Regions from separate parts of the Homo sapiens genome. Here all the other regions are linked to region 2. A link is an interaction called in ENCODE POLR2A ChIA-PET data of the cell type or tissue named here. Cell type or tissue: OCI-LY7. All regions are shown on one strand. Region 1 has its middle 27 kb from the start of TIGD4. Region 2 overlaps FBXW7 (F-box and WD repeat domain containing 7). Region 3 overlaps TIGD4 (tigger transposable element derived 4).

Region 1 (4,000 bases), 320 kb before region 2:
TTGTAGAAGATGAGTCTATTAATTCACCTAGAGCTTGCATGTGTTGTAGATAAATCTGCAAACTCCACCCTTGATTGCATGAAGTTCCAACGAGAAAATGCCATTTCATTCCAAGTGTGCATGTAATCTTCACAAAGAAACTTTTTTAAATGATTAAAATAATTCCCACAATAGATATGAAAGGAAAAGTTAGGCCTGAACTCACGCTCCTTTAAGATATGGGGGTTAGCCTGGTGCAGTGGCTCAGGCCTGTAATCCCAGCACTTTGGTAGGCTGAGGCGGGCAGATTACAAGGTCAGGAGATAGAGACCGTCCTGGCTAACATGGTGAAACCCCGTCTCTACTAAAAATACAAAAAATTAGCCGGGCATGGTGGCGGGTGCCTGTAGTCCCAGCTACTCGGGAGGCTGAGGCAGGAGAATGGCGAGAACCTGGGAGGCGGAGCTGGCAGTGAGCCGGGATTGTGCCACTGCATTCCAGCCTGGACGACAGAGCGAGACTCCATCTCAAAAAAAAAAAAAAAAAAAAAGAAGATATTGGGGTTGGGGTTGGAGTTGGATAAAAGGATCAAGTAGGAAATACCAGTCTAAAAGAACACTGAGGTCAAGAAAAGTATTTTGGGAGCTAGAAGTTTATATTAAGCATTTTAAGGAGTGGCTGGAAAGTCATGTGTCTCATGTTACTTCTTGTTCCTTGCCCTGGCAGCAAGTTAAAAGGAGCAAACCTCTGTCTGCATGAAAGAGTTTGAAGAAAGAGCAAATCACCTCTCCACTAAATTTACTATTTGGTTTACTTTTCAGTAATTCAGTTGCAAAGTAACTTTAACCAACTTAAATACAAGTATAAAAGTATGAAAGTTATTCTAAGTCATATACTTAAAACCAATTCCCACTCCATACCCCAAATCCAAACCATTAAAACTTAAGACTCCACTTAAACCAGATATATGTTATTAATAAGGTCTTATATAAAAGTGAAAAATCACAAAGTTAATGATACATTCTGGGGAACCACGACTAGCTCAGTTCTTGAATGGAATTGGCTATTTTTCGCATTGTCTCATAAACTTCTATGTCTACCCCCTTTTTTTCCTTTTTCTTTCTTTCTTTCTTTTTTTTTTTTTTTTTTTGAGACAGGGTCTGGCTCTGCAACCTCTGCCTCCTGGGCTCAAGCCATCCTCCCACCTTAGCTTCTCAAGTAGCTGGGGCTACAGGTGTGTGCCACCATGCCCAGCTAATTTTTGACAGGTTCTCATCATGTCGCCCAGGCTGGTCTCGAACTCCTGGGCTCAAGCAATCCACCTGCCTTAGCTGCCCAAAGTGCCAGGATTACAGATGTGAACCGCTGGACCTGGCCTATGTCTGCCCTTAATGGTAAACAGTAGTACCAACTACCTATATGCTTACAATGTGCCCAGCACTGTACTAAGCATTTTATGTTCATTAGTTCATATAACATCCTAATAAAAGTAACCCATAGGGCAGATATTTTCTTGATTTTACAGATGGGAAAACTATTAAATAGCAAACCAGAAGTCAAGCACTTTAGAGGATGACTCTAACACTACCCCTAGCTACATATATTTCTCCTCCTAGAATGTCCTTCCCACTCCTCTTTGCCCACCCACATTTTGTGAAGGCCCAGCTTAAATCCTAGTAAGTTCTCTAGTAAGTGCTCCTACTGCCTACATTGACCTCTCTCATCTCAGAATTCTTAAAGCATTTACTTATTGAACTCAGAAGAACATCATTAGTAAAATACAGAGTAATAGAGATTTCACAACCTAATCAGAGTTAAAAACGTATTGAGTGCTTAGTCTGTATGAGGAATTGTTCTAAGAATTATATATGGATTAACCAATTTCATTCTCATAACAAATCTATGAGGTCAGTAGTGAGTACTGTTATTTCCATTTTTAAATGTGCAAAATGAAGCAGAGATAGGTTAACTAACTTTCCCAAGGGCAAAGATTAGGAAATTTTCTCAGGTTGGTGAAGATCTAGGAATTGAGGATTAAAGAAATTAATATGTGGAAAGCCTATAGAACAGTATCTGGTACATAGAGTGTTAGCTATTATTACTATTTTACTCTACACCCTCCCTGAAAACATCTCTGACTCCATCCAATTGAGTCATCTGCACAGGAAGAAAATGAAGCATCTTCGATGAGCCAGATGCTGGGTTTGACAGTTTCATGACCGTCATTTCATTTATTAATTCAACAAATATTTATCGAGCACCTACCACCACCTGGTACTATTCAAGGCATTGAGATTCCAGCTGTAAAACAAAAAACAAAGTGGTTCTTCACAATAATCCCATAAAGGAGGTTCATGAGTTCCATTACTACAAATGACAAAACTGAGGTTCACACAGCTCACCAGTTGGAGGGTTGGGGTTTAAATATAAATCAATTAAAAGTTTCAGATCTTTCTCTCACAGGATATAATGTTACTTCTGCCTGATCCACCTGATAGAACCATTCTCCCCAATGAAACATAATGCATTTGGAAATTAGGAAGCTGTTGTTTCCCTTTCTCATATATAGGTTAGAATTCCCAATAATATCACCATCATCCCCAGATAGTATTTACAGAGTACATGCATGCATTATTATTGTTGAGGCTGCTTTCCCCACCCCTCCCAATGCCTTCTAGCAAATGCTCAGTGGAAAAGAAGAGCTGCTCTAGCTGAGATTGGGGTTGGGATGGGAGTGGATGGGCCTTGAGCACTGGTTGCTCTGCCTTCTTCTAAAGTCTCTAAGGTGCCTGGCTTCCACTGCAGGCACCCGCTTCTGGACAAGGGGAATGTGATGGCACCCTGAAGCTTGAAGACACCAGGAACTGCAAAACCCCAAAGAGGGTGTCACAGCCCTGGCTCAGGGAGCCCCTAGGTCTGGGCTTCACAAGGGACCACAGCTCTTCCCTCCTTCTCATTCCCCGCAATGTGGCAAGCAGGGGATGCATGTTTCAGCCCTGTTTGTGTTACATTTCTTTTAGACCAGCCATTCAGCAGGTCCTGAGTTCTTGTCCCACATCCAAGAAGAATGAGGTAGGCAGACACCTGGAGGGTGAGCAAAGTGGAGAGGAGCTTCATTGAGTGATAGAACAGTTCTCAGGAGACTCAAAGTGGGTAGCTCCTTTCCACAGGAAGGTTGTCCCAATGAGTGTCCAGCTCTCAGTGGAGAAGAGACCTGGAGTGGGTAGCTCCTATCCACAGGCAGGTCACCCCAACATCTGTGCAGCCCTCAGCAGACAGGAGACCCAGAGTGGATGGCTCTTATCACAGGCAGGTCATCCCAACATCTGTGTAGCCCTCAGTGGAGAGGAGACCCTGAGTGGGTGGCTCTTATCCACAGGCAGGTAATCCCAACATCTGTGCAGCACTTAGCAGAGAGGAGACCCTGAGTGGGTGGCTTTTACCCACAGGCAGGTCATCCCAACATCTGTGCAGCCCTCAGGGGAGAGGAGACCCTGAGTGGGTGGCTCTTATCCACAGGCAGGTAATCCCAACATCTGTGCAGCACTTAGCAGGGAGGAGACCCTGAGTGGGTGGCTTTTACCCACAGGCAGGTCATCCCAACATCTGTGCAGCCCTCAGGGGAGAGGAGACCCAAGTGGGTGGCTCCTATCCACAGACAGGTCATCCAGACAGACCTGGAGTGAGTGGCTGTTATCTGCAGGCAGGTCATCCCACCCTCTCTGCAGCCCTCAGCAAAGAGGAGACAGAGTGAGAGGCCCCAGAGTGAGTAGCTCCTATCTGCAGGCAGGTTGTCTCCTTGTCTCTGCAGCCCTCAGTGAAGAGGAGGCCCAGAGTGGATGGCTCCATCCGCAGGCAGGTCGTCCCCTAGTCTGCCAGGGTCTGGCTTGGGGGTTGGGGGTGGGCTTCAGAGGGGAGGAAGTGTGTGCTGACTGGTCCATGGGCAGCAATGGGCGGACCTGGAAAAAGCACCATAAGTTCTCACTCCCGGCGGAACTGGCAGCTCAGCCCCCAGGCTTCA
Region 2 (4,000 bases):
GATAAAGCTTTGGTCTAAGGAAATGTTATGGTTGATTTGACCTTTTATTCAGATCACTCAAAACTTTTTCCATATCAACAATAAGGCTATTTCACTTTCTTATCATTTATGTGTTCACTGGAGTAGCACTTTTAATTTCCTTCAAGAACTTTTCTTTTGCATTTCTAGCTTTTGATTTAAAGTGAGACTCTTCCTTTTTGCCTGAATGCTTAGAGGCCATTTTAGGATTATTAATTGGCCTAATTTTAATATTGTTTTGTCTTAGGGGATAGGGAGGCCTAAGGAGAGGGACAAAGATGGGGGAATGGCTGGTTGGTGTAGTAGTCAGAATACACAACATTTTTGCCGTCTTCCATGGGTGCGGTTTGTGGCACCCCAAAACAATTACAGTAGTAACATGAAAGATCACTGATCATTGATCATCATAATAGATACAATAATAATGAAAAAGTTTGAAATACTGCAAGAATTACCAAAATGTGATACAGAGACATGAAGTTACCACATGCTTTTGAAAAAATTGTGCTGATAGACTTGCTCAACATAGGATTGCCACAAACTTCCAATTTTTAAAAAAATATACTATTTGTGAAGTGCAGTAAACTGCAGTCCAGTAAAATGAGGTATGCCTGTAAAACAAACCCGCAGAAAAAAAATCGTCTACTCAGAAGAGCACTGACAAGTATCATTGAATTATTATATCTACAACTTGCTAATCAAGCTAATGTAGTGTGAGTTGTAGATACAACCATTTTAATGCAGGGGTTCCTGAGATCTGAAAATTATTTTAAGTGTGCCTCCAGTGTAGAAAGATTGAGAAAGGTTGAAAGTGAAGATCAATAATGGGATGAACTGGAAATATGCCTACCTGATAATACAAAGCAATGAGAGAAACATAGTATCACTTCCGTCATATTCCTGCCTGCGATGCATAATGTGAATCCAAAATTAGACAAACCAAAATTAAGGGCCGTTATACAAAATGAATGGCTTATAATCTTTCAAAGTTGTTAAAGGAATGAAAATAAAGAAAGGATCAAGGAAGTATTTCAGATACAAAACTCAAATGGGTTCTGAGGAATAGACAGTCTGATATGTCAGTGCCATTTTCCTTACTTTAACATTTATATTGTGATTATGAAGAAGTATGTCCTTTTTATAAGAAATGCATACTTACGTGTTTGGTAGGGGATGGTGCATCATGTTGGAAACCCCTCCCCTCCCCTCCCCTCCCCTCCCCTCCCCTCCCCAGGCCTCTCGTTAGTAGTTTCCAAACCTTTTGCATGCTGAACCCATTGCTCAAATGAAGGCAGAATATTAAACATGTAAAGGAAGAGCTTGTGTGTGGGGGGGGGGGAGCGGGGGGAAAGGAGGTTGGGGGAACAGAGAATTAGGAACCCCTGAGTGACTACAGAACTTCTGAAAACCACTGTTCTGTAGGATAAAATCTAAACTCTGAAGCACATTATACAAACCTCTATCTATACACATCAGTTTGTCTGAAATTGTATATTTCTCAACAATATTGATCTATTTGTATTTCAATATGTTGTATGCTCTCATATGTCTGTATCTTTGCAAATGATATTTTCTTCTCTTTAACGATTTTTGTCTTACCCTGCTGGTAAGGAAGTCACCTTCCCTCTCCCTTCTGTATATCCTTGTCAAGGAACTATGGAAATTGAATGGCATAGGTCTTGATACAAGAACCTCTCTTTTCTCTTTATAAAAAAGTCAGTAAATAGTGGTGGAACATTCAGGAGAAAGTTGGGGACATAGAGACTAAGAAGGCAATGCAGTATTATTAGGACAGGGGGTAAACTAAGGCATAGAGGACAGATTTGATGAACATATTATCTTTTTTATATACATTATAAGAAGTAGAAGGCTAGAAAAGTGAACATGCTTGCTATTGCACGTCTCACTTTCCAATTTCATGAAGAAAGCAAAAACTACTTCTACTTTATTACTTCTTTTTGATGTTAATTGGTACCACATAGCAAGTTTGCATTATAGTACTGAGCTTTAAAATGCAAGGATATACTCATGTATATACACAGACAATAAATAATAGGTTCTTTTCCACATTCAGGAAGTGAAACTCAGCTGTCCGTACGACACTTACTGTCCATATATAGGCATCCCTCAGTATCTGCAGGGGATTGGTTCCAGGACCCTCACACCAAAATCTAGGTATACTAGTCCTGCAGAACCAACATATATGCAAAGTTGGTCCTCTGTATACTTGGGTTTCTATATCCCATTAATGTGGAGAATACTTTTGATATGTGGATATGGAGAGCTGACTGTATTTATTGAAAAAAAATCCACGTATAAGTGCACCTGTGCTGTTCAAACTCATGTTGTTTGAGGGACAACTGTATTCTGTTACTTCCTATAGTTTCTAAAAGCATTAACCAACAAATACATGTAAGATGCGTGGAATAATTTTTCCATTTCCTAGAAAATAGTCAATCATTTTTTTTTCAGATTGTGAACTAGAAAGCATAGTGAATATAGATTTTTAAACATGAAAATGTAAGTGTCCATTTTAAATTGTTATGGATATTTCTGTTTGCTGAAGTTCAAGACTGAAGACTACTGGAAAAAATCCTGTGACTGAGAGCACATAGATTCCTTCTTTTTAGGTAGAGCGCAACAGTCACCATGACTTCAGTGTTTGCATATGGAAGCTAAAATCTGTCTGAGAAAGGGCAAACAATCACAGGAGTCATTGATTTATTTATTTGTTCATTTTTAATGCAAATTTTAATTGAGTGAAAAAGTGGTGGAAAAAACAGTTGACTAAAGAAGATATGAGAAGGGTTAATACATGAAGAAGTCCTCAATAATATTAGCCACCATGGAGATGCAGATTAAAACCACAATGCCATACTACTTTCCATCCACAAGAATAGCTAAAATTAAAAGAAGTCAGTCACCACTGAATGTTGGTGAAAATAGGAAGCAGCTGAAACTCTCTTACATGGCTGGTGGAAGTGTAAAATGGTACCATTCCTGTGGAAAACTAATTGACAGTTTCTTAGAAAAAACACTCACCCTATGAGCAAGCACTCCTAGTTATTTACCCAGGAGAAATGTCCACAAATAGGCTGGCACAAGAATGCTTATAGCAGCTTTATTCAGAATGACCAAAAACTGAAAACAACTCCCCAACATTCATCAAGAGAAGTGATAAATAAATTGAGGTATATTCATACAATAGAAAGTACACAGGGACAGAAAAGAATGGATTTCTGATACATGCGACAACACGAATATCAAAAACAGTATGCTGAATTAAGGAAAAAGACAACAAAAGTAATGCAGCATGAGTCATATAAACATCATATAAAAATGATGTTTCAAAATCCACAAAACTAATCTGCACTGATGGAACAGTAGTTATCTAAATGTGCTAAGGAGTGATTAGAATGGGAATGGGACATGAGAAAAGAGGGAACTTTATGGAGTGATGAAAATATTCAATACCTTTTTCTTTTTGAGACAGTGTCTCGCTCTGTTTCCCAGGCTGGAGTGCAGTGTCGCGATCTCGTCTCACTGCAACCTGTGCCTCCCAGGTTCAAGTGATTCTCCTGCCTCAGCCTCTTTAGTAGCTGGGACTGCAGGCTTGTGCCGCCATACCCGGCTAATTTTTTTTTTGTGTTTTTAGTAGAGATGGGGGTTCACTATGTTGGTCAGGCTGGTCTTGAACTCCTGACCTCAAATGATCCACCTGCCTTGGCCCCCCAAAGTGCTGGGATTGCAGGCATGAGCCACCGCACCTGGCTGAAATATTCTGTGTCTTGATTAAGGTGTTGTATATATAGATATATATGTTTTTCAAAACTCACTGCGCTTTCTACTTTATATAAAAAGTACCTCAATTAAATTACATATTAATTGAAGGCAAATTAAAAACATCTCTGTCTGTAACTCTCCTACTGTGAGTCTGTTCCATGTTGAAGAATGCTCTTGTCTTCTTTTCTTTGCTCTTCTT
Region 3 (4,000 bases), 330 kb before region 2:
TTTGATCCAAAGAGAAAAAGACTGAGAACTGCTTTTTACACAGATCTGGAAGAGGCATTAATGAGATGGTATCGAATTGCTCAGTGTCTAAATGTACCAGTTAATGGTCCGATGTTACGTCTAAAAGCTAATGATTTTGCCCAGAAACTGGGCCATAATGATTTTAAGTGCAGTAATGGTTGGCTGGATCGTTTTAAATCCAGGTATGGTTTAGTATTCAGAGCTCAACCTGTAGAAGCTACAGGTGTACCAGTAGACCCTTCGACTGTCTGGTACCAAAATGTACTTCCTTATTATTTAAATGATTATCATCCTAAAAATGTTTTTAATATAAAAGAGACTGGGCTGCTTTATCGAATGTTACCTACCAATACATTTGCATTTAAAGGCGAAACATGTTCAGTTGGAAAGTTATGCAAAGACAGAATAACTCTGGTGGTTGGCACAAACATGGATGGCTCAGAGAAACTTCCTTTGCTTGTCATTGGAAAAAAGAGAACTCCACATTGTTTCAAAGGTTTAAAATCATTGCCTGTGTGTTATGAAGCTAACAGAATGGCATGGATGACCTCCGATGTATTTGAACAATGGATGCGAAAGCTTGATGAGGAATTTCAAGCCCAGCAACGAAGAGTGGTGATTTTTGTTGAGTCTTTTCCAGCACATCCAGAGGTAAAGAACCTAAAATCCATTGAGTTAGCATTCTTTCCATCATGTTTATCTTCCAAATGTATAGCTATGAAACAAGGTGTTATTAAAAGCCTTAAAATCAAATATCGACACTGTCTTATCAAGAAATTTTTAAGCTCTGTTGAAGGTAGCAAAGAATTTACATTTTCACTACTAGATGCAGTTGATACATTGCATCTTTGCTGGAGGGCTGTAACCCCAGAGACTATTGTTAAAAGCTATGAAGAGGCAGGATTCAAATCTCAAAAGGGAGAAAGTGACATAACAAATGCAGAGAAGGATACTGGTCTGGATTTGGTTGCTGATGCTCTGGGGGCAGGAGTAGAATTTCCTGAAGGTTTATCTATAGAAGAATATGCTGCCCTGGATGATGATTTGGAGACATGTGAAGCAGCACCAAATGGTGATTCCATATGCACCAAAGAAAGTAAATCGGATGAAACTGGATTTTACACTTCTGATGAAGAGGATGATGATGGATCTCCAGGAACTGAACTCCCTTTACCATCAAAATCTGAGGCAATAACTGCTTTAGATACTCTGAAAAAATTTCTCAGAAGTCAAGATATGAATGACGGACTTCAAAATTCTTTAGCAGACCTTGAAAATTTTATTAACTCTTTATCACCTAAGTAACTATGTATTGTACATCTAAAGAGTAATAGCTTTTCCTGATACATTTTATTATATAAGGTATGTAAAGGAGTTGTACCACACCACTTAAACATAAAAAATGGAAAACTGCTAATCCTTGGTTTAATTGCAAAAACCTTTGGTTTGAATAGCAAAACTCCCTAGTAAATAATGATTGAATAAAAAAGTACAAATTTCTATTTAACAAGGTTTTAGGGAGTAAAAGTATTTCAAAGGGCTATACTAGACACATGGTCAATATGTCAAACATAAAAGGAACTCTTCTGCTATATTTACACATTGAATTGGTGATTTCTATTTTGTTTTTTTAAGTTCAGATTATGTTCTAGAATATTTTAATTTATCTACCTAATCTCAGAAAAAAATCTAGCAATAGTTTATTTTTATAAAGATATATATATATATGCCATATGTATTCTAACTAGACTTAAATATCAAAGATAAAGTAATTTTAAATTATTTTTCAAATAACTAGCTGACCTTTCTAATAAGAAATTACGGAAACCTGCTGAAAATAAAATCTGACTTAACTATATACCAAAATGATTAAAAATATGAGTCTTACTACTTTCAAGTTATTTGTATATCAGGTCAAATGAAAAGCTGTGACCCTATCAGGTTTGTCATCTGTAACTAGAAGCTATGGATTCTTCCTAAATATTTGTATGTATATTTGTGTTTAATAGAAAAATATATTATTGAAACATTTATTAAATTCTTGTGATATTTATAGTGTAATAGTTATGCCTAGATATTTTTCTAATTTTAACAGCTCAAGTTTTTAATCTATAATATGTAATTATTTTTTGGATTTTACTGAATTTTATTTTCAGGTAAAACTAAATGTCCTTTTAGCATATTTTGATGTATGTAATCCTTTTTTCCCCCAAATTTGATGGGTAACACTTTGGATTAAAATTCTGTTTGAGGAAGTTTTATCTATAGAATGTTTTAAAATATTGTATGGAATTAATTGATTTCCATCTATAAAGTAGTCTTTAGATAGTAGAATATTGTAACAATAATTTGAGACTTTTCCATTGTTAAATTTTAGCTAGTTTGCTTATTTAACTTATTACACTCAATTTAGTATCCCCTTTGAAAAATATTTTATAAAAATGTAAAACATACAGATTATTTTTACTATGAATTATTAGTCTGCCAACAGATGACACATTTGGAAGGAAATATCTTTAGGAAGCATTTTTATTTTTCAACTGTTGATTTATTCTGCTTTTGAGAGTTGGTAATAGTAAGCCTTAAAATGTATTAAAATTAAAGTTTCTTTTAGAGTGAAATAAGGATTACTTGAAAGCATTTTATTAATGATTTGATTTAAAATTGTAATTTGGTACAATCATGGGTCTAATGGAGCTCTTAGGAGTTCCACTTTAACTATAGTACTTGGCATATATTGGCTCCTCAATAATTTTTTTCTTTTTTTGTGGTCTGTTTTATTTAATCATTCCAGATATTCAATGATAAAAGAATTGTTATCTCCATTTTTATAGATGAGGAAATTAAAACCTAGAAAGATGAAATGATTTGGTTAAAAATATCTCAGAGCCAAAACTAAAATGCAGCTGTTCCCTGTCACCTAGTCCTGTATTCCTCTATGTACCACAATGCTTCTTATCTATACTCTATGAAGGAAAATTGTATTATTTTCTACCCTTGAGTTTAGGGGACTGAGGGCAAAGAAAATATGCTGGATCCATGCTGGTAGCACTATTCATAAGAGCTCTTCTGAGAACACTATCACTAGTGAAATACTGGGACGCCATCAGATTTGGTAATTCTGTACCAGTCAATCACAGAGGTTCGTAGTTCTTTCGAAAATATTTAAAATAAGTTCAATATTTCCAAAGTACTGAAAGCAATCTCTTTTTTTTCTCCTATATGACATGATCCATTCCATGATCCATAAATATTTCTGAGGCATAATGTATCTAAAGATAATATAATAAGACAAGGCTGGGCATGGTGGCGCACATCTGTAATTCCAGCACTTTGGGAGACCAAGGCAGGAGAATCACTTGAGCCCAAGAGTTAAAGACCAGCCTGGGCAACATAGGGAGACCCCATGTCTACAGAAAATAAGAAAATTAGCGAGATGCAGTGGCACGTGCCTGTTGTCCCAGCTACTTGGGAGACTGAGGTGGGAGGATTGCTTGAGCCCAGGAGTTGAGGCTGCAGCAAGCAGTGATGGTGCTACCACATTCCAGCCTTGGTGACTGAGTGAGACCAAAAAAAAAGTAAAATTAATCAAAAAAAGTAAAATTAATTAAAAAAAATAAGACAAAGCTATTATAAATAAGAATTTAAAATGCCCACAGATTTAAATTCAAAGATAAGTTGTTACTGTGCACTCTTTTGTAGTTTAGAAGACATATAAGCAATTTTTGAATAAAAATTTTAGAAATTAACTTTTCCTCAGATGACAATCACTGCTGCATATCTTGCTCCTGATTTATCTTCTACGTACACAATCATTACAAAGTTAGAACTAAATATTACTTGTCTTTTCAAAACACAACTTTAGTTTGCCTGTTTTTCAATTTAATGTGGCATTATTTTCATTATTCTTGCCTTGCAAATCCCTACTGTTTCAACAATGTTTTTGCTTCCTTCTACTTCATCAAGAGCAAGTCTTATG

The links. ChIA-PET counts read pairs that join two places held together with the same protein. Peaks named below come from ENCODE experiments on the same cell type or tissue, not always from the same donor. Only the 100,000 strongest peaks of a DNase experiment are listed, where the experiment ranks them.
Region 1: POLR2A ChIA-PET joins it to region 2 with 6 read pairs; 3 of 35 experiments call an interaction of 5 or more read pairs at or near these places.
Region 3: POLR2A ChIA-PET joins it to region 2 with 6 read pairs; 4 of 35 experiments call an interaction of 5 or more read pairs at or near these places.

What each region holds. Positions count from the first base shown.
Region 1 is chr4:152,751,223-152,755,222 of GRCh38, reverse strand. No RefSeq gene overlaps it. Among named protein-coding and RNA genes, the nearest start is that of TIGD4, 27 kb to the left of the region's middle. In OCI-LY7, no CTCF peak of the experiment used is centred here; no DNase peak of the experiment used is centred here.
Region 2 is chr4:152,432,316-152,436,315 of GRCh38, reverse strand. The region is part of intron 2 of FBXW7 (F-box and WD repeat domain containing 7); the gene reads left to right. Among named protein-coding and RNA genes, the nearest start is that of MIR3140, 55 kb to the left of the region's middle. In OCI-LY7, no CTCF peak of the experiment used is centred here; a DNase peak (open chromatin) is centred at 2,115.
Region 3 is chr4:152,766,792-152,770,791 of GRCh38, reverse strand. TIGD4 (tigger transposable element derived 4) reads left to right here. Exons shown (of 2, transcript NM_145720.4): 2 at 1-1,438. The coding sequence ends at 1,326. Among named protein-coding and RNA genes, the nearest start is that of TIGD4, 11 kb to the left of the region's middle. In OCI-LY7, no CTCF peak of the experiment used is centred here; no DNase peak of the experiment used is centred here.